Regions from separate parts of the Mus musculus genome. Here regions 2, 3, 4 and 5 are each linked to region 1. A link is a loop called in an ENCODE intact Hi-C map of the cell type or tissue named here. Cell type or tissue: gastrocnemius. All regions are shown on one strand.

What was found. A loop is a pair of places that touch in the nucleus more often than their neighbours do. Peaks named below come from ENCODE experiments on the same cell type or tissue, not always from the same donor. Only the 100,000 strongest peaks of a DNase experiment are listed, where the experiment ranks them.
Region 2: it touches region 1 in a loop (2.3-fold over the local background); 7 of 42 quality-filtered maps call a loop at or near these places.
Region 3: a loop joins it to region 1, with 2.7 times the contacts of the local background. A loop is called at or near these places in 16 of 42 quality-filtered maps.
Region 4: it touches region 1 in a loop (2.5-fold over the local background); 8 of 42 quality-filtered maps call a loop at or near these places.
Region 5: it touches region 1 in a loop (8-fold over the local background); 16 of 42 quality-filtered maps call a loop at or near these places.

Annotation. Positions count from the first base shown.
Region 1 is chr8:85,073,408-85,078,407 of GRCm38, forward strand. It overlaps Dhps (deoxyhypusine synthase), which reads left to right. Exons shown (of 9, transcript NM_001039514.1): 3 at 1-9; 4 at 96-192; 5 at 274-360; 6 at 805-910; 7 at 986-1,089; 8 at 1,327-1,452; 9 at 1,527-1,754. The coding sequence ends at 1,622. Wdr83 (WD repeat domain containing 83) reads right to left here. Exons shown (of 9, transcript NM_026399.2): 6 at 2,810-2,877; 7 at 2,617-2,725; 8 at 2,416-2,530; 9 at 1,628-1,936. The coding sequence ends at 1,787. Among named protein-coding and RNA genes, the nearest start is that of Dhps, 4.2 kb to the left of the region's middle. In gastrocnemius, a CTCF peak has its summit at 2,856; DNase peaks (open chromatin) are centred at 2,848 and 3,787; H3K27ac peaks cover 849 bases.
Region 2 is chr8:85,405,489-85,410,488 of GRCm38, forward strand. It overlaps 4921524J17Rik (RIKEN cDNA 4921524J17 gene), which reads right to left. Exons shown (of 4, transcript NM_025722.3): 4 at 3,271-4,402. The coding sequence ends at 4,284. Among named protein-coding and RNA genes, the nearest start is that of 4921524J17Rik, 25 kb to the right of the region's middle. In gastrocnemius, a CTCF peak has its summit at 2,764 (motif pointing left); a DNase peak (open chromatin) is centred at 2,815.
Region 3 is chr8:85,296,421-85,301,420 of GRCm38, forward strand. It overlaps Vps35 (VPS35 retromer complex component), which reads right to left and starts at 3,097. Exons shown (of 17, transcript NM_022997.5): 1 at 3,035-3,097. The coding sequence starts at 3,037. Orc6 (origin recognition complex, subunit 6) reads left to right here and starts at 3,212. Exons shown (of 7, transcript NM_019716.2): 1 at 3,212-3,572; 2 at 4,689-4,818. The coding sequence starts at 3,508. In gastrocnemius, no CTCF peak of the experiment used is centred here; DNase peaks (open chromatin) are centred at 3,119, 3,454 and 3,947; H3K4me3 peaks cover 3,211 bases; H3K27ac peaks cover 2,099 bases.
Region 4 is chr8:85,412,448-85,417,447 of GRCm38, forward strand. The region is part of intron 2 of 4921524J17Rik (RIKEN cDNA 4921524J17 gene); the gene reads right to left. Among named protein-coding and RNA genes, the nearest start is that of 4921524J17Rik, 18 kb to the right of the region's middle. In gastrocnemius, no CTCF peak of the experiment used is centred here; no DNase peak of the experiment used is centred here; H3K27ac peaks cover 1,512 bases.
Region 5 is chr8:85,169,003-85,174,002 of GRCm38, forward strand. It overlaps Cks1brt (CDC28 protein kinase 1b, retrogene), which reads left to right. Exons shown (of 2, transcript NM_001037922.3): 2 at 2,322-4,620. The coding sequence starts at 2,518. The coding sequence ends at 2,808. Among named protein-coding and RNA genes, the nearest start is that of Gm33296, 12 kb to the left of the region's middle. In gastrocnemius, a CTCF peak has its summit at 2,492 (motif pointing left); a DNase peak (open chromatin) is centred at 2,516.

The DNA of each region.
Region 1 (5,000 bases):
GATCAACAGGTGAGGGAGGCTTTGAGTAGTGGTCGGGGCGGGGAAGCTGGGCAGAGGATCCCCGTGACCCATGCCCGCATGGCTCCCATTTCCAGGATTGGAAACCTGCTGGTGCCGAATGACAATTACTGCAAGTTTGAGGACTGGCTCATGCCCATTCTGGACCAGATGGTGCTGGAGCAGAACACAGAGGTGGGGCTGGAAGGGCTCGGGGACCTGCATAGTAAGAGTCAGAAGACATATGAGCTAATACGATATTCTCTCCCATGATAGGGTGTGAAGTGGACACCTTCCAAGATGATCTCCCGGCTTGGGAAGGAGATCAACAACCCAGACTCTGTGTATTATTGGGCCCATAAGGTGGGTTGGGTGGGGACGGTATTCCCAGGCTTTGGCTTGTACTGACTTTGTCTTTGTAGCTACCTGAGCGTCTCTATAATTATTCTTGGTCTCCCCAAATTAGACGAGGTGTATCACTTGATGGCAAGGTTCTCCTAGTTATGCCCCTACACTCCCGGGATTTAGTGTAGTACCCTAGAAGTCAGTGGGGCCTGACCCAGGGTACTGTGCACCCAGGGACAGTGCAGCACAAGAGTCTGGAAGTGACAAGCCAGTGCTCAGTGTGCCAGCACCTTCAAGCCATGTGTGGTTTTCCTCACTCTGCCTCCACATGTAGAACAGAGGGGTCATGTCCAGCAGAGAAATTGAGTGGCCTACACAGGTTGGGAGGGACGCCACTGGGTTGGGGGTCAGGGTTTTCCTGGGGTGTGAGCTGTAGCTGCTGACTGGTCTTGTCTCCACCAGAACCACATCCCTGTGCTGAGTCCAGCACTCACAGATGGCTCACTGGGTGACATGATCTTCTTCCATTCCTATAAAAACCCAGGCTTGGTCCTGGACATTGTTGAAGGTGAGGTGCTAAGGCCCGGGGAGGAGGGGGAGGAAAGCCCGCCGAGGTCAAGGCCTGACCTCTGCCCTCTCACAGACCTGCGACTCATCAACACGCAGGCCATTTTCGCCAAGCGCTCTGGGATGATCATCCTGGGTGGAGGTGTGGTCAAGCACCACATTGCCAACGCTAACCTCATGGTGAGTGCAGTGGCCTGTGACCGTCCCCACTGTGTTATATGGTGGCTGTGGGGTGAAGGGGAATGGATCGGAGGCATGGAATAGTGCTGTAGTGGGAGCAGAGGTAGGTGTGGTCTCCTGCGGATGGTTTGTGGCAGCCTCAGGCACTGATGGGCCCTTCCTAAAAGCTCTCTAGGCCTTCCTCTGCATCATACCCAGCCTTCTACGGCTTCTGACGAGGGCTTCCTCTACCCACAGAGGAATGGAGCAGACTACGCTGTTTATATCAACACAGCCCAGGAGTTTGATGGCTCAGACTCCGGAGCCCGGCCAGATGAGGCTGTCTCTTGGGGCAAGATCCGGATGGACGCACAGCCAGTAAAGGTAGATGGTGGCAGGGCAGGGTGCAGGGTCCGTGGGCTGCCCATGGCTCCAGGGCTCACTGAGGTCTTCTGCAGGTCTATGCTGATGCTTCTCTGGTTTTCCCCTTGCTGGTGGCTGAGACATTCGCCCAAAAGGCAGATGCCTTCAGAGCTGAGAAGAATGAAGACTAAGAAGATTGGTAAAGACTGAGGCTTTTTGCCACACCTTTATTTATTACTTTACATGCCAGCCCCTCCCTAGGCCCACTCCTTGGTCAGCAGCATCTCTAGAATAAATGGCCCTTTGGTTGGGTTTTCTGAGTCAGTCTGCATCCTTGGTGTCAGGTCCGTAAGCCTCAGCCTGCTCCACCCTCTGCCTCATAGGTCTCTTCTCGCCAGTACTGGATGCTGCCTCCCATGGCAGTCAGTAGGCAGGGTTCCGTGGGATGGTAAGCCAGTGACTGTACCACATTAGAACCCACAGGCAGGGCCAGTGCCAAGGCACCCTAAGGAATGAGTGGTGGGGAACTATTACTATCAGTCGGTCTCCTTGAGATCTTGCCTGAAGTCCTCAGTCAGCTTGTCCCTGACTTTCTGTTGGTACTGAGAATGCTAGGCAAACCCTGCCACTGAGCCACACCCTTGGCCTAGAGACTGCTAGCCTTGGGTATAGAAAGCACCTAGCTCAGCCTTCCTTGTGACCCACCTGGAACCAGCTACAGCCACCACCTTCTCCAAGTCCTTTAGCATATGCTATTCCCCTTGCTTCAAATATCTTTCCTGCTTTCCCCTCATCCATCCTTCATATTTCAGCTTAAGAAACGGAGGCAGGATGAATTCAAGCCCAGCCTGGGCTACAAAGTGAGACACACCCCTCTACCCTCTGCCAGAGGTTCCTGCACAAATACCTGTCATTATTGCTCTTTTCAAGCTTGGGAAACACCCAGCTGATGCCCTTGGCAAGGAGCACAAGGGGAAGGCTCACCTCTACCAGGTCCCAGAAGAACACTTTCCCGTCTTCAGAGCAGCTGACCACATGTGTGTCGCGCTCACTCAGGCAGCAGTCCAGCTTGTACTGCTGGTTCTTATGGCCAACATACCTAGGAGTGGGGGTGGGGAGGATCAGAGGGGCTTGTTGCACCCCAGAAGTGGGGAGAGGGGGAAGGGCCAACCACTGGAGACTCACTCGCCCAGCAGCTCCCCTGTGTCTTTATCTAGAAGCCGCAGAGTAGAGTCCAGGCTGGATATCAGAGTGCACTGCCCGTCCCGGCTGAAGCAGGTGCAGGTGATAGGGCCTTAGAGAGCGAGGCAGGCAGGTAAACCTGGGTACTCTTGTCTGTCCCACCACTTGCCCTGACTGTCCCACTGTCCACACTCACTGCCCACGTAGTCTGAGGAGACCTGTCCCATCCTTAGGTCATAGCGCCTCACGCGGCCATCCACAGAGCTGCAAGAAAGAGTAGATCCAGCCTAAAGCACTGACCTTTTTTTGCTCCAGGGCAGCCTGTGTGCCTTGGAATCCCTGGCCTTCTAGGAAAATGTGAGCAAGGCAATGATGCTCTTCTGCTGTGTGACTCAGTCTCGGGACAGTTTGGTCCCACTCAGAGCTATGCTCTCTCTTCCAACCTCTCAGAGCTTTCTAGATCCTGTACCTCCTGACTGGTACAGCAGTCAACTCTACCTGTACCTGGGTTCTACATCTGCACATCTGACCAACTACACATTTTATAAAGATTTTATTATCTGTTTTTTTCCTCTGTATAGCCCTAGCTGATATGGAAATCACGCAGTAGATCAGGCTGGCCTCTTAGCATGCACAGGCCCTGAGTTCCATACTCAGCATCTCAAGCAAGCAAACAAACCAAAACCATGTAGCAGAATGGGCAGCCTAACATTTGCTGTCTCTGGTAGATCCTGAAGTCAGCCTACTACAGATACCAAGGCAACTGTATTCTCCGAGTGCGACTCCTTCCCCACCCACAGCACTACCACCATCTTATTTTGTGTGTATGAAGGCTTTGCCTGGAATGCCCAATCCTTAATGCCCCTAAGCAGCTTTCTCCTTTTTTGAGGCAGGATCTCAAGAGTCCTGACTGGTCGAATACTCACTCTGACTGAGTTTGTCCTTGAGCCTCTCATGCTAAGGATTATAGGTGTGTCTGTCCTACCACACCTGCCTCACCAGGAACTTTGAAAGCACAACCTCAGCAATGCCAGTCTTCCCCTCAAAGAAATATGGCCTTTCACCACTCTCAGAAAAATAGATGTCCAAATGTCTCTTGCAGGCCTCTAGACTCTGTTGTGCCTGAGTTCCTTCAGTAGCTCTCATCGGCAGCTGCAGCAGCTAGCCACTAGGTGGCGCTAGTCCACCTAAGCTTGCTCTCACCAGGCCTTCACTGCCACCAGTCCTCCCTCCCATTTCTGCTGTCTCACAGCTCAACTTTTGTCCCTAATGTGACTAGATTCATTGTACTTAATTTCTTTTTCTTTCTTCCTTCTTGTCTTTTGTTTTTGTTTTTGAGACAGGGTTTCTCTGTGTGGCCTTGGTTGTTTTTAATTTCACTGTCAAGACCTCTGCCTGCTTCTGCTTCTGCTTCCTGAGCGCTAGGATTAAAGGCACATGCCACTACTGCCTAACTGTAGATAGGCTGGCCTTTAACTCTTGGACACCCCCCCCCCCAGCCCCCCGGGTCTTCTCATTGCTGGGAAGCTGCCATAGCTGGCACTCAGTGATTTTTGTGTGTGTTTGTGTGTTTTGAGACACGGTATCTATTTAGTTCTAGCTGGAACTTGTTATATAGACCAGAATGGCCTGGAACTCACAAAGATCCACTTGCCTTTGCCTCCCAAGAACTGGGATTAAAGGCGCAAGCCACCATGCCTGCCTGGCTCATGGTTGCATTTATTTATGTAAATTTTATTATTTTTTGGGTTTTTATCTCGTACATGAATATTTTATCTGCATGTATGTGTATGTATATGAATCATGTGTGTGTCTGGTTCCCTGAGGAGGCCAAAGAAGGGTGTTAGATTCTCTAGACCTGGAGTTACAGATGGTTGTGAGTCACCATGTGGGTGCTGAGAATCAAACCTGGGTTTTCTACAAGAGCAACAAGTACTCTAAGCCATAGACAGTCTTTCCAGCCCTCATGGTTGCAGTTACTGACTGTCCTACTAGGCAGGACAGACTAGAAACTGCAGCTCTTTCAGTGGAAGAGGTTACACAATTTCTACCATTAAGTAACCTATGCTGGCTGCTGGTGAGATGGCTCAGTGGGTAAGAGCACCCGACTGCTCTTCCAAAGGTCCGGAGTTCAAATCCCAGCAACCATATGGTGGCTCACAACCATCCGTAACAAGATCTGACTCCCTCTTCTGGAGTGTCTGAAGACAGCTACAGTGTACTTACATATAATAAATAAATAAATCTTAAAAAAAAAAAAAAAGTAACCTATGCTGAACCAGGAAGATCTAGAAACGTCCAAGTAGGTAATATCAGAAGTTGGCCTTGAAGATGAGGGTAGCTACAGGTGCAGCCAAGGAGAGAAATACAAAGGCCATTGTTTTTGC
Region 2 (5,000 bases), 330 kb after region 1:
AATGGGTAGAAATTTCCACCTACATGGGACAAAAGGTGTTTGATCATATATCAAGGAGCCCTGGCTCCTGTCAAAGTTACCACCTACACAGCCCCCACAGGAGAGGCATGTGGTTGTCACATAGACAATGGCATTCTGGCTAGACTCCTCCCCACGGTTACCTAGCAACAAGATAGCAGCCCACTTTAAGCTTTCTTACTCTCTAACTCTCCTCTCTCCCCCTTCCCATCTCTCTCTAAGCTTTCACCTCTCTTACTCTCTAGCCTTCTCTCTCTCTCTCTCTCTCTCTCTCTCTCTCCTCTCTCTCCCCCACCCTTCTCTCCTTGTGGCCACAACTGGCCTCTCCCTCTCTCTTTCTACCTTCACTCTTTCTCCCTGCCTTTCTGCAATAAAGCTCTAAAACCATAGACTGTCTCTGATCATGAAGGCCCCCTGTGCTTGAACAATAGGATAGGCTCTTAATGGGCTAGGCTTTCTCTTAAAGAGCCATGTCTAACCTGCTGCCAGGAGGCCTTCCTATGTTGCAGCCACTGACCAGACTAAGGACTCTCGCCTGCGTGGGACTCCCACCCACACCTCTCTTCCTTTCCCCTCCAGGCTGAGTGCCACCCTGAGGCCCCCATCTGTTCTCAGCTCCTCCGCCGTATCCAGCGTGGGATGCTGAAGACTGAGAACCTGGTACCTGGGGCTGCCCCTTGTCCACCACCCGCCCTGTGGGGTCAGTGGCCTAACACAGCCAGATGCCCACCCGGGGCTGTGTGAAAAGCGTTCTGCAGTCCTCCCGTGTCCGCCTGCCCAGAGCACAGGAACTCTGGCAGGATGTGGGCACTCTCTCCTACTCTCCTTTTCCCCTACACCCACAGCCCTGCAATACTCTACTGGAGAAAACTGATATTTCCTTTCCCAAAAGGCATTAATTGCAAGTAGCTTCTTAATTTAGGGATGGAGCTGTGTCTACTACCCCTCTGAGAAGACATTTTAAGTGTTCTACTCGGAGGGCTAGTGAGACACTTGCTGTTTAACAACAGAATTTGGTTCCTATCATCCATATTGGGCAGCTCACAACCAACCACCTCTAACTCCAGACACACACACACACACACACACCACATACACACACACACACCACATACACACACAAATCTAAAAAAGGAAAAATAGAAGATTGTGTGATAACTTATATATAACACAGCTCAAGGCATCCTTACAGTGAAAAAATGGTTCATATTTAAAACCAATAAAGAACAAAATCAAGCCTCAAGCATTAAACTGCTCCCCAAAACATCTTAGAACACTGCGAGGCTGAATGGAGTAGGAGCTTGTCCTAGTTCGCCCGGATAAGGCATCATGATGATCAAAAGCAACGTGGGAAGAAAGGGTTTCTTTGGCTTACCAATCTTATGGAGGCATTGTCTCAGTTAAGAGTCTCTCTTCCCACTATAGCTAGGACCATGTCTGGTTAACAAAAATCAATGAGCACAGAGGTCAAACATACAAACCTGTTGTTTGGCCTGCTTCCCAATTTACTTTAATATTGCTTACATTTGAATATTTTTAACACACCTAATTTTTAAATTATCTTTAAGAGATCTTGAATAGCCAGGTGGTGGTGGCACACACCTTTAATCTAGCATTCAGGAGACAGAGGCAGGCCTGGTCTACAGAGCTAGTCCCAGGAGAGCCAAGGCTACACAAAGAAACAAAACAGATTTTAATAATCATATATGGATAATAACACAGAAAAAGTTTGGGATTAAGTAATTAAGGTACAATCTGACCCAAGAACATTTGCTAACAAGTGACATTTCAACACCAGAGACAGTGTTCTGAGATTCAACACCTAGGCAAATTAAATTACTTAACTTTTTAATGACAACTGGAATTAAATCAACAGGAGAACAGTGTTTAGAGAAATTGCAAACAGGGGAAGCAGAATTTAATTGGCTAACTGCCCCCCCTGCATCGCTCAATAAAAAGAAAAGTTGAAATAACTTCACACTTTAATAGTATCTGAAGTAAAATTTCCCCATGGCAAGCTCAACTGTCACCGTTTAATGACAGTCAATGAAATTTTAACTTGACTTTTCTCTAAAAATGTTGGGTTGTTTTGTTTTTGTTTTTTTTTTTTGGGGGGGGGGAGGTCGAGACAGTGTTTCTCTGTATAGCCCTGGCTATCCTGGAACTCACTTTGTAGACCAGGCTGGCCTTGAACTCTGCCTCTGACTCCTGAGTGCTGGGACTAAAGGCGTGCGTGCCACCGCGCCCAGCTAAAAAAGTTGTTTTAAGTGGATAAATTCTGATGTCAGTAATTCTTTATAGAGATGAGTATTATTCTAGGGCTGTGATTTACTGACACAGAAACAGGTTCTCATATAGTAGCCATTTTAAACATTTTTTGGCTAAGAAATCTAAAGGCTTTTATGTTTCAGAGATTAAAAAAAACAAACAAACAAACAACAACAAAAGTTTTATTAGGAGTTTCAAATGCATATACCTGCTATCCTAAGTAGATGAGGAAAGTTATGTAGGCAAAAAAAAAAAAAAAAAAAAAAAAATCCTATGACTTTCAGACCAGCCTGAGATATATGCGATATACATTGGGAGATGTTACACAACGAGAACTCATCACTCGTGAGACACTGGTGAGGAACAAGGGAAAGAAGGGGAACAAAAAGAACGGGGGGGGGGGGGGGTGAAGGGAATTCTTAAAACCCTACACCTTGTCTACAGTGTCTCTAAAGCTCCCTCTGCTGGACACCGAATAAAGGGAGGAAAAAATGTAGACCCACCAGGAAATGACAGATGAAACTGAAACTGTGGTCATTCAAGTAAGAGGTCCCCTCCATAAGTCTTGGGCAGTTCAGTACTTGGCCCCCAGTGGGTGACTGTTTAGGGACAACTAGGAGGTGCAGCCTTGCTGGAGGAAGTGTGTCACAGGGAACCTTGGGCTCTGTGTGTGGGTTGAGATGTAGGCTGTCAGTTGCCGCTCCAGCATGCTCCGTACTGTCCCACTCCATCAGCATGGATGGTCTCACCCTCTGGAACTATAAGCCCCAAATAAACTTTCCTTCTACAAAGGTCGCCTTGGTCTGTGATATATTACTGCAGCAGCAGTAAAGTAACTACCATGTAACTCATACATATGTACTTTTTGCTTTGTTTTTGTTTTAGGAGTCAGGGTTTCTTTGTGCAGCCCTGGCTGTTCTGGGATTAAAGGAGAGTTGCTAACACATGTGAAGAGGGTTAATCACCACACTGGTATGCCAAAGGGCGAGTATAAGGAATGATGATTTAATACTGCAAAAACTGGCTGAAACACTTTACAAACTTCACTAGGACAAAAAGCTACACCACACTACTTAATCTACTCGCTTTCAATATTAAGGTTTATTTTTTTCCAGGATGAAGTAACAATTTAAATAATTACCAGAATTATGTATAAATGAACATTCAGACAAAAAAAAATCACTGTTCACAAGTAGCTAAGAAATATTTTGCAATTTATATAATAAATATATCTGTGTTTAGGTTAACAGGCACCATCTTGATAACAGAAAAGTTTTTTTTAAAAACCAATAAATAAAACATTCAAGAAAACAAGGTGTTTATATCTGAAATATGATACAGCCTCAAATGCTTTTCTTCATATAGCACCCAAATTTCCAAACTGTCTAGAAAGTTTCTGAAAATATAACTCCTACTTAAATCATTAAAATAGCGCCCAAGAAAAAGGTCAATTAAAGACAGAATTTATAATCTATATTCGTAATTCTCCATTCAATAAAATATCAATTACCAATTTATTAAAAGTCAATGGATTGTATATATGCAATCTGTTAATGGTGAAAGCCTGAAATACATACATTTAAAAGTCACTCTCCTGACAGGACTTAAGACACTGCATCTCTGGTGCGAACCTGAAAACTAGCAAGCACGTCAGCTGCTCCAGCTGTGTGTTCCACCCGTACTCCTGTCCCTCCAATCGGGAAAGACCCATCCAGGTTCCGGGGCTTTTCTGGTCATTTTGTTTGTTTGTCTTTGTAAATACATTTAGTAATATCCCAACACAAAACACTGATAATGATCCTTGGTAAACAAGGAAATCCCAGCAAAGTCTAACGCACAGCTTTGCTCCCAAAGCGTGGCAGCAGACTAGGAAACAGAGAAAGCAACCAAAGGCCCTCATTCACACAGTCTGGTGCTCCTCAGAGTCCACGACTGCCTGAGGATCTGCTGATGCAATCCTGAAGAAAGTGGCAACCAACAGAGTTTGAAGACAAATATCAGAGAATAAGTCTTTGATTGATAATTTTTCTATTTATTTCTGCCAAGGCAACTGAAAACACGAAAGCCTTCTCATCAGAGAGGTTAGCATAGATGTCGATTTCCTTTTCCTGTTTTTCTGTGGAAAGAAAAGGGGAAAAGTTAAATACCAAGGTACCATTTTTTTTAAAAGTGGAAAAAAAAATAGGATTGTACCATAACATTTCCCGAAATTCATATCAAAAGAAAAAAATTAATAATTTGGCTTCTAGGGATGTAGTTCTGTGGAATAGTTGCCTAGCATGCGTAAGGTTCATGTTCCCGAACCAAGAACTGGGGGAACAATGGCTTTCTTAGGAGACAGCGGTCGTCTGCCTTGGTCTCCCAGTGCTGGGATCAGTGGCACATAGCACTACTGTCAGCAAAAAAATATTCTTACACAGAAAATATCTGAAAAATACTCACTGACAATAAATGCTTCCCTTTTCAAGTAAGAATAAAATTCCAGCGCTGCGAACGTAAAATGCATCTATGCCCAGCAATAGCCTTTCCTTCCCCAGCTGCCAGCAGACATTTCTTTAATCTCAATTCAAAAGCACCCCCTCCCATCATTTTCCAGCCTTTATTTCAACTGAAAACCAAGTTCTATTTTCTGACTAAGTAGAACTTTTTGTTTCTTCTCTGTGGACTTTTCTTGCCAGGTTTCTGTTCCAAAACAGTCTTTCAAATAAGATTTT
Region 3 (5,000 bases), 220 kb after region 1:
AAAAGTACCTCTCTGCATAATGTTAGAAAAAGTAGAAGGATTTACACATAAACATGAAAAAAGGTCATGTTTCATATCTAAGACAAGTATAAGATTAAATAACAACAACAAAAATCCACTTCTGAAATACAATGGTTCATAAAAATTAAAAGCTTTGTCTTGGCTTCACTTCAGATAAAGAGAAAAACTGAGTAGAGAGCAATGCCGTGTGCTGTTTTTGCATAAAATAGTAAGATGAGTTTCCTACAACTATTTCTTTTCAAAAATCATAAAGGACTGAAGGGATAACCTGAACTCAATTCTTAGTGAGCTCAATTCTTACTATCCACACACTGGGTGGTTGGAAACCAACATAACTTCAGCTCCAGGGAAGCCAACACCATTGGCCTCTACAAGCACCTGCAGTCACATGCTCATACAAATGAACACACACATGTAATTAAAATCTTTTAATGAAAAATGCTTATTTTAATTATAAATTAATTAAAAAACAAGTATCTTAAGAAACGTTAATTTATATAGGAGAAATATTAGCATACACTCCCAATGTCCGTCAGCTAAGCAGTTCTACCCTTTTCTCTAACTTTTATTACTCTAAGTACCTTATATACATAGAACTACACAGCATTTTCCCTTTTGTATCTGGCTTATCTAGGATTATGTCCAAGATTCATCTGTATGAAAGCGTTTATCAGAATTTCTCTCTTTTTAAAGACTGTGTAATATCCCAGTATCTGTATATACTTGTGTGTGTATGTGTGTGTGTGTGTGTGTGTGTGTATACATTTATTGATTCACTCAATATAGACATATGGATTGTTTCCAGCGCTGGCTACTATGTGGAAATAACCTATAAATGGGCTATAAGCAATCACAAATTTTTGGTACAGACTAGAAAAATAAAAAAGCACACAAAGTTATGAATATGCACAGCACTCAGTAACGAGCGCTTCATAAATGTCAGCTATTATTATATCCAGTTTGAGAGTATTTACCTCTACTGGTTATAGGGACCTGTTTGTTGGTTAGTTTTCCCACTTATAAGTTGCATGTGCAATATGACAATACAACATAAATTGTAAAATAAACAGAATCATCATGTTGATGAATATAGTATTTAAACCTGATGAGAAAGCACAAATCAATACTTCAAGGAGAACTGAGGGTAACAAGAAAACAGGAAATTTAAAATAATTTAGGTTGGGGAGTTTGTGTCTAGCAGGCTGAAGGCCTTGGGTTCAATCCCCAAGACTGCAGAAAAGACAAAGTTAACCGTCTGGATCCCATACACACACTAACTTAGCAATACCCCAGAAATCCGATGACGGAGCACACCATGAACATTAAATGGCAAAATTCTTTCTTTGTGCAGAATTTCTGCCCATTCTCCTCAAAATCTGTTTGCATTACCTCCAAAGCTCCTAACACAACCTCTTTCCCACCAGGAGCCCAAAGAACTATAGCAGAATGTTTCAAAAGCACATCTCTGCCATTTATTTCTATCTGGTGCCTAGCACATTCTATAAAATTGAAAGTACACCAGATGTTTGGTTAGTGCTGGACTCAGGATTTTTAGGAGTACAGTACCAGTGATATCAACACTTGCTTCCAGATGCAAAAGTGAGACTTAAAGGCTAACTACCTACTCAAATCATAAAATTGCCTATGACAGAACTGATACCCAGGTTCCATTTTCCAATAAAATTCACAGGGAAAACTGGTCCAATCTGGTTCCCCAGGCACATAAATATAATTTATAGTGTATCCTCAAATGCTTTGTATTATAAAACACTATGTCAACCAGTAAGTGTTGAAAAACAAAAAAGTTAAACTTCACACCAGTCATGTGCCAAATCTCAATTGTACAAAGTTCCGAGGGGGGAAAACATCTTGTAAGGCAATATATTATATTAAATATACATCAAATATTTATCAAATTACGGGAACAAACGCTCAGAACTCAGCCAGCCAGAACCAAAGATGACATAAATACCAAGCTGATCGGAGTCTAGCAAGATCATCATAAAGGTCCATTCCAAAAAAAAGGAAAAAAAAAATCAACAAAAAGATTTAATGCTGGTTTTTCCTATTAACACACTTAAAGTGAAGTATGTGCAGTGGCACATAGAATTATCAATACAAAGAATGAATATTGAAATTAAAAAAAAAGGACATAAGCATAGCACATCCAAAACCACTACCTGTTCATACTACAGCAAATGCTCGTATAACGCAAGTGACAACTTGCCCTGTGGAAAACAGGATCCGAATTTTGCGGAAGTTCCTGTTTATAAGGCTAGTGCCACAAAGCATCACGACATGCTATCGTCGCGGAGAAACCTTTGAATGACTGCTTCCAGCAAGTGAGTTAGAATCCTCAGAGAGCAAATGCGAAACGGAGACCTGTCTCCTATCTGATGGTTGGGCTCAATGAAAAGAAAGCAGGAGTCCTTCGGGAAACTCACGTGAGCAGGTCCCTAGAATTCGCTGACAGGCGCTGCAAGATGAAGGGGGCTCTGCGGCCACGGAAGGCCGGGAGACCACTGCGCCCCCCCCCCAAGGATATTTCCAGCAGAGAAAAGGCAATGGGACCCCCGAGGACAGCTGAGTACAAAGCTGGAAATGCACCATCTGGGCGCGACCCAGCTACGGCGCCAGCTCAGAAGCTCGGGGGCTCCTCACTGTCCCAACTCCGCACAGACCCGGGAGTCCGACTCTCAGAGGGAAGGTGGCCGTTCCGTACAAGAGTCTGACGCAGGCCTCCACCGACACCCAGAACCTGCAGCCCGCGACACCCCTAAGGGAGGCTCCTGGTCTCGGGGTAACGACCAAATTCTGCGCCACCGCCCACCGCAGCCCACCGCAGCCTAACGCGGCCTTCCTCAGCCCGTGCCAAGCCCGCAGGCCCAGCCTGGACCGGACCGGCCTCGATCGAAATGCAGGGCCTCCTACTCCGCCAGCAAGGCTCCTGTCCGCCGAAGGAAAACGTGGACTGCGACTCGGCAACCCAGGCCCACCGCTTCCCCTCACTCACCATGGCGACTCCGGGGACCACAAGCAGCAGCGCCTACCCCGCCGGAGCCGCCCGCCGTCAGGTGACCGAGCCTTGCGAGCCCCGCCCTCTCTAGCCCCGCCCTTGGATAGAAGCGGCTTTTCGATTGGCCCACTTAAAATCTCGCGTAGTTTGGGGAGAATGGGCAGCCGGCGGTGTATAGTGGACGGGGCGGGGCGAGAATAGTACAACGCTGCGGCGAACTAGGGACAGCAGGAAGGGAAGCCTTAGTTAAGGAGATCCGCGGCCGAGGAAGGGCAGCGAGAGAACCTTCTGCGCGTCCACTTCGCCTGGGCCCGCGCCTCATCGTGTGCACATGCGTAGAAGGATGACCAGGATTGGTGTGTGGAACGGTCTCAACCTCTGGTCGCAACCAATCTGGACGCGCCGGGGGTGGGTCTTAACCCTCTGACAATCTGCGCGCGCATTGCTCTTGGCGCGCATTTCTTCCAGCGATGGAGTCGGAGCTGGTACGCCGCCTCGCCCCGCGTCTCGGCCTTGCGGAGCCGAGTGTACTGAGGTGAGTGTGGCCGTGTGTGCGGGTAGACGTCCCAGACTGCGGCCCTGGGTCCTCCCAAGGCAGCGTCGGATGAGGGACTGGCGATGAGGGAATGACCGCACACTGGTCTGGGCGAGACTCGGGCCCAACATCAAGAAAAACTGTTGTTGGCTTGTAGAAGATGGTTTGAGAGGACGTATATAGTCGTCCTTGAAGCACTCTAGCTCTGTTGGATACACTGTGGTCGGAAAAGCCGGGGAGGACCTCTTGTCATTCCTTCAGACTCGATAATCTTGATAAGCCAGCCTTGCAGGGCAGACCCTGTGCAAATCACTATAGATGGCAAGAGAAAGGTAGATTATGGTACAGAGTGAAGAGCTGAAGTGATGAGCAGGGCGTAAGAATTCCAGAAAAGGCCGGGCGTGGTGGCGCACGCCTTTAATCCCAGCACTTGGGAGGCAGAGGCAGGCGGATTTCTAAGTTCGAGGCGAGCCTGGTCTACAAAGTGAGTTCCAGGACAGCCAGAGCTATACAGAGAAACCCTGTATCGAAAAATCGAAAAAAAAAAATTCCAGAAAGGGCCCAGTGGCGTTGGGGCTGATTTATTAAATAGTGGCACGCATGGGAAAATATGGTAAGAGTGGCCCAAATAGCTTCCATTTTCCGAAGCCCTTGAGATTAGGAGGGTCATTGTAGGATCTGTCTTAGGAAATAAAGCTACAGCAGGCAAGTGTGTAGAAAGTTCGTAGGTCTATTCCCAGGGCTACTGACCGGAAATACAATGGGACCCAGAACTATTTTCACAAGCCGCCGAAACTGAGACCCAATCAGTCATTAAGGAAGAGAAAGGGATTTAATTTACTCTAATCTGCCTGAACCAATTCTTTATACTTGTTGAAATAATGTAAGAAGGAAAGGTAATGTCCAAGGAACACGCTTGGACACAGCTAAGTCTGGAGTCATTTTGGTTCTATGTAAAGAACTTCCACCTCTCCAAAGGATGTGCTTTCTAGGCCCCAAATGAACTTGCACAGTAGTTAGGTGGTGTGCAAGTCCACCATGCTGAATTCAGTTCTTTGCCTAAGTGTTGACAAAGTTCTGCAGCAGTTTTAGTGACCATACTGCCTTTATAACCAGGAAAGCAGAGGAGTTCCTGCGGCTGTCTAAGGTGAAGTGTGTCAGTCTGTCTGCACGTAGCTCAGAAACCAGCAATGCTGTCATATGCCTGGACCTTGCAGCTTCCTGTAGGAAGTGCCCCTTGGATAGAGTAAGTTGGCTCCAAAGGACATTTGAGTGATCTGATGTGACCCTGAGGTTTCTTTGTTTTAATCTTCTTGTTGGCGGCTCCGTTTCTTTTTTATTATTACGGTTATATGTAAGTACACTGTAGCTGTCCTCAGACACTCCAGAAGAGGGCGTCAGATCTCATTATGTTTGGTTGTGAGTCAC
Region 4 (5,000 bases), 340 kb after region 1:
CTATTAAGTTAGGGAAAGTCTTTTAAGAGAAAACAACTGTCTTCACTTGGTAACTTAACTACTCCACAACAACCTTTCTGCTTTTGCCATCACGTTTCCAAGTTTAACACAGTGAAAACACATGGAGGGTGGGGTGGACCCACTGCTTCCTGCCCCTGACCTGAATTACAAAGTGAACTAAGTATGTCAAATGGGTAGAAGCAAAACTAGCCTGAGGCATAACAGGGGTTACAATAAAAATCAACCACAGAGCACCCATATAACATATTCTAAAAACACAGAAAATAAGAAATTTTTACCTAACCCACAAAGAAGGGAATCATTGATATAACAGAACTGTATTCCATAAATTGAGTAAACAATCCAGGAACTTTATTAATATAGTGATTTCACTCTGTAAGAAGCCACTCCCCCTATGCCAAACAAATCAAAACATTAAATTAAAATAATTTTTTTTACTTCAATATACATCTAACTTCAAAAACCAGAAAACTAATTTCCCAAATACCTAAAACTACAATGGTAACAGGGGAAAGATGGAGACTTCAGGACCAGTCTGAGCTATACAGTGAGACTATCTTTAAGAGCGGGGGGGCGGGGGGGGAAGATTGCACAGTGGCACATGCCCTCAGGAAGGAGAGGCAGGTGGATCTCTATGAGTTTGAGGCTACCCTGGTCTACATAGAGTTTCAGAACAGCTAGAGCTACATAAAGAGACCCTGTCTCAAAGAAAGGGGCAGCATAAGTCAGTATTAATTTCTTCTACATGTCATTGTAGAACAGCTTATCCTAGACCTAAGACTCAAGGATACTGGATTACATAAGAATAACACGAATATTCTATTATTCCAGACTGCAAAACGTCACCAAATATAATTAAGGACTTATTGAAAGATGTAGGATCTAATTGAAGAGGATTCTAATGACCATAATAGGACAATCTGAATACAAACTAAAACATTAAATATCCTAAAACCACAGTATATCACATTAAAAGCTCAAGCTACTGAGCCATATACATATGTACTGTATATGACTATATAAGCCACTGTGTGTAACCATTTGTACTGTATATGACTATATAAGCCTCTGTGTGTAACCATTTGGTGCCTCTCTATGACAGAGAGGAGACTTATTTGTTACAATGTCTATGGCCTTATCTTAGGCTTGTTCCCATCAAGCTTGTAACTCAAGTATCCTGCGTATACTAAAACTGAGTTCTGCCACATGGCTGGTTACCTCTCCTGAGTTTCATACATCCAACATTCTCTGCATCTGAGTAGCAAATCTCCTGCGCCTGTCTCTCTCCCAGAGTTCCTATCTCTTCCCAGAACTTCCACCTTCTACTTCCTGACTTTTCTAATAGGACATAAGCTTTTTATTTTAACCAATCAGTGGGTGCTTCAGGCAGGCAAACAACAGAGGCACAGGTTCACACAGTGCTTATAAACATTATGCCTATATGCCTATATATATGCGTAATATACATATGTGATATATACATACATAAAAATAATACTAAAGAACCTGATTTTATTTTTCTATCTGGAAGACATCATTTGGTAGCTGAAGAGCAGACAAAGAGAACGTCTTCATCTTTAAGTTATTAAACCTACTAAATAAATAAGTGCTAGAACAAGAGTGTTACCAATTTCTAACTTGCAATGAATTAAACATCAACAGCTGCTAACATCACTAAATGACAGACATGAAGTACCGATTGTAGTCAGGTAAAAAATAAAAACAAAGAAGCTAGTCTCACGGCTTTTGGTTGTTTATCTTAAGTAAAAGCTCATGATCTTGTTGTCTTCATAGCAGTCAGCTTAGAACTGGGCCAAGGGCTCATTCTCCTTTTATAGCCTCCCAGTTCTAATGCTCACATCTCTCCACAGCCAGAGTTCTCTTAGGTCTGCAGTTGGGCTCAACACACTCAAGTACCAGCACGACCATCTTTGTAATTTTAGCCTTCTTAGGGAAAATAGGCTTAGTCTGGCCGCTCTAGACACACTGTCTCCTGCCACACACCACTTTCCTGGGCACACCAAGAGTTCCTGCCCCTCCTGCACTGTCACTTTGCAGAAAGTCTGGCAGGGCTAAAGAATGTTTACCATGTTTGCAGTAGCAGTATCAGCCCTGAAAGCCAGTTTCATCATTTTAAAATCCAACTTTCAACTTATAAAAAACAGATCACTTAAGGAATGTGTTAGCCTACATCACTAGGATACAAGCACAGTGTGAAGGGTTTCTGTTCAGTAACTGTCAAAGCAAACTAGGAGTGTGGAGAAGCAGAAGGTAAGCATCAACTGATATGGTGGTCTGAATGAAGATGGCCCTTACAGACTCATAGGGAGTGGCATTATTGGAGGAAGAATGTCACTGGGGGTGGGCTTTAAGGTTTCAGAAGCTACAGCCAGTCCCAGTGTCTCTCCCTTCCTGCTGCCTGCCAATCCAGAATGTAGAACTCTCAGCTCCCACTGCCATGCTTCCTGCCATGATGATAATGGATCAAACCTCTGAAACTGTAAGCCAGCCCTAATTAAATGTTTTCCTTATTAAAAATTGCTGTTGTCATGGTGTCTCTTCACAGCAACTGAAACACTAGGACAGTTAAACATTCACTATTAAAAATTATCATTAATGTTTTATAATAGTACAGTGTTTTAAAGGCTTTTCTTTTTTCTTTTTTTCTTTTTTGTTTTTTCTTTCTCTTTTTTGAGACAGGGTTTCTCTGGGTAGCCATGGCTGTCCTGGAACTCACTCTGTAGACCAGGCTGGCCTCGAACTCAGAAATCCACCTGCCTCTGCCTCCCAAGGGCTGGGATTAAAGGTGTGCGCCACCACTGCCCGGCCCAAAGGTTTTTCTTTTAGGGATTTGAGAGACAACTTAGTAAAGCACTTATCACACAAGCATCAAGACTCAAATTTGATTCCCACCACCCATAGAAGATATGGGCATGGCGCATGTTCTTGTAATCCCAACACTGGGAAAGTGGCAGCAGGCTGATCCTTAAGCTTGCTAGCCAGGTATCCTACTACAATCAGAAAGACACAGGTCCTATTTAAATTATTCTGACTCGTAAAACAAAACTATTAATTCTAGATCCCGTGCCCTATAGTTTGCCCTGTTCTTGCCCTCCCTGGCCCAGTGACGTCTCACACACACACACACACACACACACACACACACACACACACACACACACACACACACACACCCAGTCTGTCTCCAGGACGAAGACCTGAGAAACACCTTCTGTGATGAGCAGTCAGGCCAGGGCTGGTGCGTAAGTTTACGTTCCTGTCTACTGCCTGCTTCCATGTCCTTTCCATATCGGCCACACCAGAGCAGGCTCAGTACCCTGATGGTGGCTATCAGCACGAAGCTCCCCTTTGAACCTGAGGGGCTGCTAGAGTTCCTGTGAAGGATGAGCCCCACAAGCTCCTCTTTACAAATCTGCTTGCACTGACACAGTTCCCAAAGAACTAGAGGATGGCTCCTGGGAGCATTTGTACGCACATGCAAATACCCACATACTGACACACATACATACACATAAACTTTTAAAATCTTTTTTAAGAGAAAAAAAAAAAGCCCAAATCAAAAATATACAAAGACACCATCATTACGATATTACATAAAATAAAAACAAAACAGAAAAGTGTTGGTGGAGCCGGGCGTGGTGGCGCACGCCTTTAATCCCAGCACTCGGGAGGCAGAGGCAGGCGGATTTCTGAGTTCGAGGCCAGCCTGGTCTACAAAGTGAGCTCCAGGACAGCCAGGGCTATACAGAGAAACCCTGTCTCGAAAAACCAAAAAAAAAAAAAAAAAAAAGAAAAGTGTTGGTGGGAACATGAAAAACTTGAGAGCTTTTAGGCATTACTTAGTAGAAACATAAAATAGTCCAGTCCTGTGTATTATAATAGTTTCTAAAAAGAATTACCAGCTGGGCGTGGTGGCGAACGCCTTTAATCCCAGCACTTGGGAGGCAGAGGCAGGCCGATTTCTGAGTTCAAGGCCAGCCTGGTCTACAGAGTGAGTTCCAGGACAGCCAGGGCTACATAGAGAAACCCTGTCTCGAAAAACCAAAAAAAAAAAAAAAAAAAGAGTTACCAAATGATACGTGCACACACACTCACATACATACATTCATTCATTCTCTCTCTCTCTTTCTCTCTCTCTCACTCACACACACACACAGACACACAACCACACATATAGGCACACACACAGACATGAACTATAGATAAACTTAACCATGTGATTCTTAGGCAGACTGTGGAGCTGCAGACAAAAGAAGCCCTAGTTAAACAGAGACTAACGGGCCATTCTGGTGACAGTTTGGAAGACCAAGCTCAGCTCATGAGTTTTCAGAGGAGAGCAAGGACTCTCTACTGGGAACTAGTTACAAGCCATGTTTGTTAAATTGTGGCAAAGAATCTGGCTACATTCTATTCCTATATTGAGATGCTGAGCAAGACTGAATTCAAGAGTAATTAATTAGTTTCTCAAGGAAATTTCAGCAGGGTAATGTTCAGCCTATGGAAGTTTCTGTTCTACAGGAGAGCGAGCAAATGAAGATTAGTGTGGCTTCAAGGCTTCAATGCTCCCCAGCCCGGCTCCACTTCCCATCCACTGTTTCTCGACCTCACGCTCCTACTTCCACGCCTTCCTTGTCCTGATGGACTGGACTTCTTAAGCTAAACCACAACACATTCTTATCTCTTAATGCTTCCTGTCAAATATATTGTTACAGCAACAAGAAAAGTAACTAATACGGTGCCAGAAAATGAAGAAACCACCAATGAATCTGCAGCGCACCTATGGTAGAACAGTTATTCGGTTTTTGGTGTGTGTGGGGATATTGTTTGGGTTTGTATTTGTGTTTGTTTGAAGACAGGGTCATTATGTAGCCCTAGCTGTCCTGGAATTCAAAGAAATCCACCTGCCTCTGCCTCTCCAGTGCAGGGATTAAAAGCACCACACATCGCCTCAGAGATAT
Region 5 (5,000 bases), 96 kb after region 1:
AAAAAACCCAAAGCCAAATCCCCCCATACAAGCAAACAAACAAACAAGCCTACTGTCTTACACTGGACTGCCGAAGATTCTTCCTCTGGCACTGCAAAGCCTTGTATTATCTCAGGACTCTCATATAATCACATATTACAACAAATGCAAGCAGAGCTTACCACTGCAACTAATGAATCATACAATAATTATGATACAAAAAGTACAACTCTCCCTAATTGGGGTCATTGATCAGGGGGTCTTCCTTACAACCTTTAAAACTACAATGGAGCCAGGCAGTGGTGGCGCACGCCTTTAATCCCAGCACTTGGGAGGCAGAGGCAGGCGGATTTCTGAGTTTGAGGCCAGCCTGGTCTACAAAGTGAGTTCCAGGACAGCTAGGGCTACACAGAGAAACCCTGTCTCGAACTCATCCCCTACCCCCAATAAAACTCCAAAACCAAAACCAAAAACCAAAAACCAAGACCAAATAAACAAACAAATAAACAAAAACTACAATGGATCAATGGCCCTTTCAAGGGGGAAAAATTAAAACAGGCCCAATTTCTAGTACAAGAACAATTGCAACTAAAACATACAGAGCCCTAAGTTAGTTTTTGGAACTCTGCTTCTTACAGAATTCATAAAAATTCAAAACATAAAGTTTGACTGTTACATGATCTTAGAGGCATAAATGTTACTATGAAACAGTGGAGACCTTCAGCCAGGGCTCCCTGCTCCTACTATAATGCTTTAAGGACATTCCATTATTATATTTGACTTAAAAAACTGTTTTTCTCTATTCCTTTACATCTTGATGGTAAGGAGTGTTTTGCATCTCTGTTCCTATTTTAAATAACCAACAGCTAATGAATAGATAGCAATAGAAGGTTTTACCACCGGGGATGAAGACTAGCCCCATTAAATGTTAATATTATGTACATAAGGCCCAGACACCACTGCTGATGGATTGAATTTCCTGAGGTATTGGTTACTCTCCATATAAAGCTCATCCCACCAGCTTTAAATGAAAGCTTAACTTTCACTGTAAGTGCCTAAAAGAACAAAATTTAATCATGGCTCCTGATAAAGTGCAGAGCAACCACTTTGTAGATTTAGGATCTCTTCCTACTCAACAAGAATGTTTGTCATCCACCTTTCAGCTTAAAACTAAAACTTCCCAAACTGTGTACCTTCAATTCTTTATAAACATTTTTGGGTCGTGTCATTTTGGTACATTCTTATCTGTGGGTCACTACTAAGAATGTGGCTCTACTCTTTAAGCTGCTTTCTGGAGACTGTTGGTTAAATTCTATATATATAAAAAATAACACCTGAAGCAAAGCGGGTTCTTAGATATTGCTGCTCGTAAGCAGCAGCCCACAAGATTAACCCCTCACTTTCTTTTTTTTAAAAATTTATTTATTTATTATATGTAAGTACACTGTAGCTGTCTTCAGACACTCCAGAAGATAGCATCAGATTTCGTTACAAAGGGTTGTGAGCCACCATGTAGTTGCTGGGATTTGGTTGCTCAGGACCTTTGGAAGAGCAGTCGGTGCTCTTAACCACTGAGCCATCTCACCAGCCCCCAGCCCCTTACTCTCTTTTCAGTTACTTAACCCCCCTTGCTCTTGTCTCCCATTGCAATTACATATCAAGAAGGTAATGGTATCATAGAAATGTATGCATGCTACAGTTCTCCACAATGTTCTGTAAGCTCTAATTTACAAGAAGTTAGATTTAATAATGATGAGGAAGATGCATTTTTAAAAAACTTGCTGGTCAAGAGCCTATGAAAATCATTATGCTGCTAAGTAAAATGCAGGTTGATTACTTGTGCCATACTGATAATAATTAGCAGGTAGCATTAGCATGTTATTTGGGATCTATAGATAATCATTATCCAAGAGATCCCCCTTTAAAATTTTTTTGAAGATACCTCATGGGTCTTGCCTAAAATTACATCTAAACCTCCTATAGAGATTGCTCTTAATGATTTTACAGATGGCTCTTCAAAAGAACAGGAGCATATGTTTTATGTACAAATTCCACACATTCCTCAAAAAGATTATACCCACCCCTTGTACAGTTGTTGTACAGTTCAACAGTTTGAACTCAACGCAGTCAATCAGATGTTATTAGATATTTCCCAACCATTGAATATTTTAACTGACTCTCCATATTGTGTTCAAACTGTTTCTCTTTTAGAAGCTGCAAGACTTGAACGCAGTAGCACTAGTAATGTTATTTTCCAGTTCTTTCTCTCCCTTCGGACGTCTGTATGACCAGGACCTCAATTCTTTTTTACACTCCTATTTGTGCTCATTCTAATTCACCAGGTCCATTCACATTCGCCAGTGCTCAGGGATGTGCCTGCTGCCTCCCCACCTCTAGTACCTTCTTTTCAAGCCACTGAAAAACATATCATGAACTGCTTCTTCAAAACGCAAGACCTTTACCTCGAGAGCAGGCCCAGCAAACTATCAGCACATTGCCATCTGCTGGCAGAAATAATCCTCAGCGGTTAAAAATCAAATGCCGGCGTGCTGCTGGGAGTTGTCTGGAGGCCAGAGGCGCGGGGCAATCATGTCCCACAAACAAATCTATTATTCGGACAAATACGACGACGAGGAGTTCGAGTACCGGCATGTCATGTTGCCCAAGGACATAGACAAGTTGGTCCCTAAAACCCATTTGATGTCTGAATCTGAATGGAGGAAGCTCGGCGTTCAGCAGAGTCAGGGATGGGTCCACTATATGATCCATGAACCAGAACTTCACATCTTACTGTTCCAGTGGCCACTGCCCAAGAAGCCAAAGAAATGAAGCCAGCGAACCGCCTTCCGGCCTCGAGCTTTCCACAGCTGTCCTCACTCCCTACCATCTTTCTGATCGTGTGACTGACAATGTTGCTTTCTTATTTCTCACTTTGATATGTAAAGGATACACTGTTTGAATGTGCTGGTATCTGCTTTGCTTCTGGAGTTGAGCCACCAGTGCCAGCCACAGCCCTGTCAGATGAGTGTGACCTCAAAGCCCTCGTGTGCTTGGGATCCAGCAGGCCATATTAGTCATTTGGCAGAAGCATGTGAAATCTAGATCATGGCTGTTACAGGGATGGTGTGAATTTGCTGTTGTGGCTTTTACTATTGGGTATTATATTTATGATGACTTATGGATTTATGTTTCAATGTATTGGAAACTTTGCATTTTATCTGACAGATCTCTTCCATGTTACAAGCCTTGATTAAAGGAAGTTTTTTATAACCTTAAAAACAAAACAAAACAAACAAACAAACAAAAAATCAAATGCCATTTGGCAAACATTACTCATATTGCAGAATTTGGAGGCTTCAAATATGTTCATATAACAGTTGATACTTTTTCTAATGTGACTGTTTTGCTCACAGGGGTGAAACAATCTTGGATACCATAAGTTATTTACTATACATCTCTCCTTTCTAGAACTCCCACAACAAATAAAAACTGATAATGACTCCCACTTAAACTAACACTTTTGAGAAATTTGCAGTTTATGAATATTAGTCATGTTTCTTGAATCCCTTACCATCCAAAGGTCAAGCTATTGTGGAACTACACCATCAAATACTTAAACATCAAATTTTGAAAAGAAAAGCATGTGTACACCTACCTAAATCCCCACATTTTATTTTACATTTAGCAATGTTAACTTAAAACATGTTCACTTTCAAGGATAATGCTTCCGATACTCAAAAGTGTTTTTCCCTAAAGGATACTCAGCCTAAAGTATGTTAAGAGGAAGGATCTACAGATTAATCAATGGAAAGGGCCTGATGTTCTTTTAACCCCAGGGAAAGCTACGCTTGTGTCTTTTCAGAAAATGATGTCACAGGTGGCTCCTGCATTGATGAAATGTCTAAAGATAGATGACATACTCATCAAGAGAAGACACCCCAAGAGGAAGAACAAGCCGATGACTCCGGGAGACAATAAGACCCTAACTCATCTATGGAGAGTTTGGGGAAATGGCAAGAATACAATACTACTGACCCCAGTATGTTGCTGTTACGTTTACTGATCGTATTACACGTTAACTCTCAGCTCATCAATGCAGGGTCCACATGTCTTTTGTCAGGGGGGAATAAAATGCATAACTGTAACAGGAGGCAGTATGGTAGTGTCTTGCCATGCTAAATATTGTTTTTATCTTTCAGAACCAGTAGCGTGGATTAAAGATGGCATGCAGCCTGGTCTACAGAGCAAGTTCCAGGACAGCCAGGGCTACACAGAGAAACCCTTTCTTGAAAAACAGAGCACGGGGGCCGGGGGAGAAATAAATTAATCCTTTACATTTGTAATTTGAAAAGGAGTTTCAAATGTAGTCACGCCTTAAGCTTTGGTTGTGATAATTGTCACATGGAAACGTTTCCAAAATTGTAATGTGCTTACACATGTCAAAATAAAACCGTGTGGGGCCAGAAGTTTGAACCTGTCTGGCTAACTACATCATGAGGAACCAGATTTCTTTCTTCCACTGGTGGAGAGTTCCTCTGCTGGCCTTCGCCTTTGCAGGGAACCTCTGACCTTCCTGGGATACTTGTGCATTGTGCTTCATTTCCCATGCATACAGAATTAAATTACGGCTTTTGAATTGTCTTTCTGTTAAAGCAAGCGACATCAATTCAGAAGTGGTGTCCACTTAGAACTTGTCTTTCAGCAATCAAGCCAGGCAAGGGTGTCTGTCCTGAACTTCCCCCTCGTTGCTTCCTACAGGTAGGAAGTGAGATGCTGCAGTGAGCATGGCCTGCTCACAGGACTAGAACTCACAGCATACTTCCTGCCTCTGCATGCCTATGGGTCTGTCTGGTCTCTCTCTAGCCACAAGGTTTCAAGTGGAGCCCAGTCTGACCTCCAAGTCATAATCCTGCTGCCTCAGCTTCCAGGAGGTAAAATTACAACTGTGCCATAAGTGTGCCTTGTCTACAATCTGTATTTCTGTGTATGGGGGTGGAAGATGGGGGTCTTTCTAGATAGTC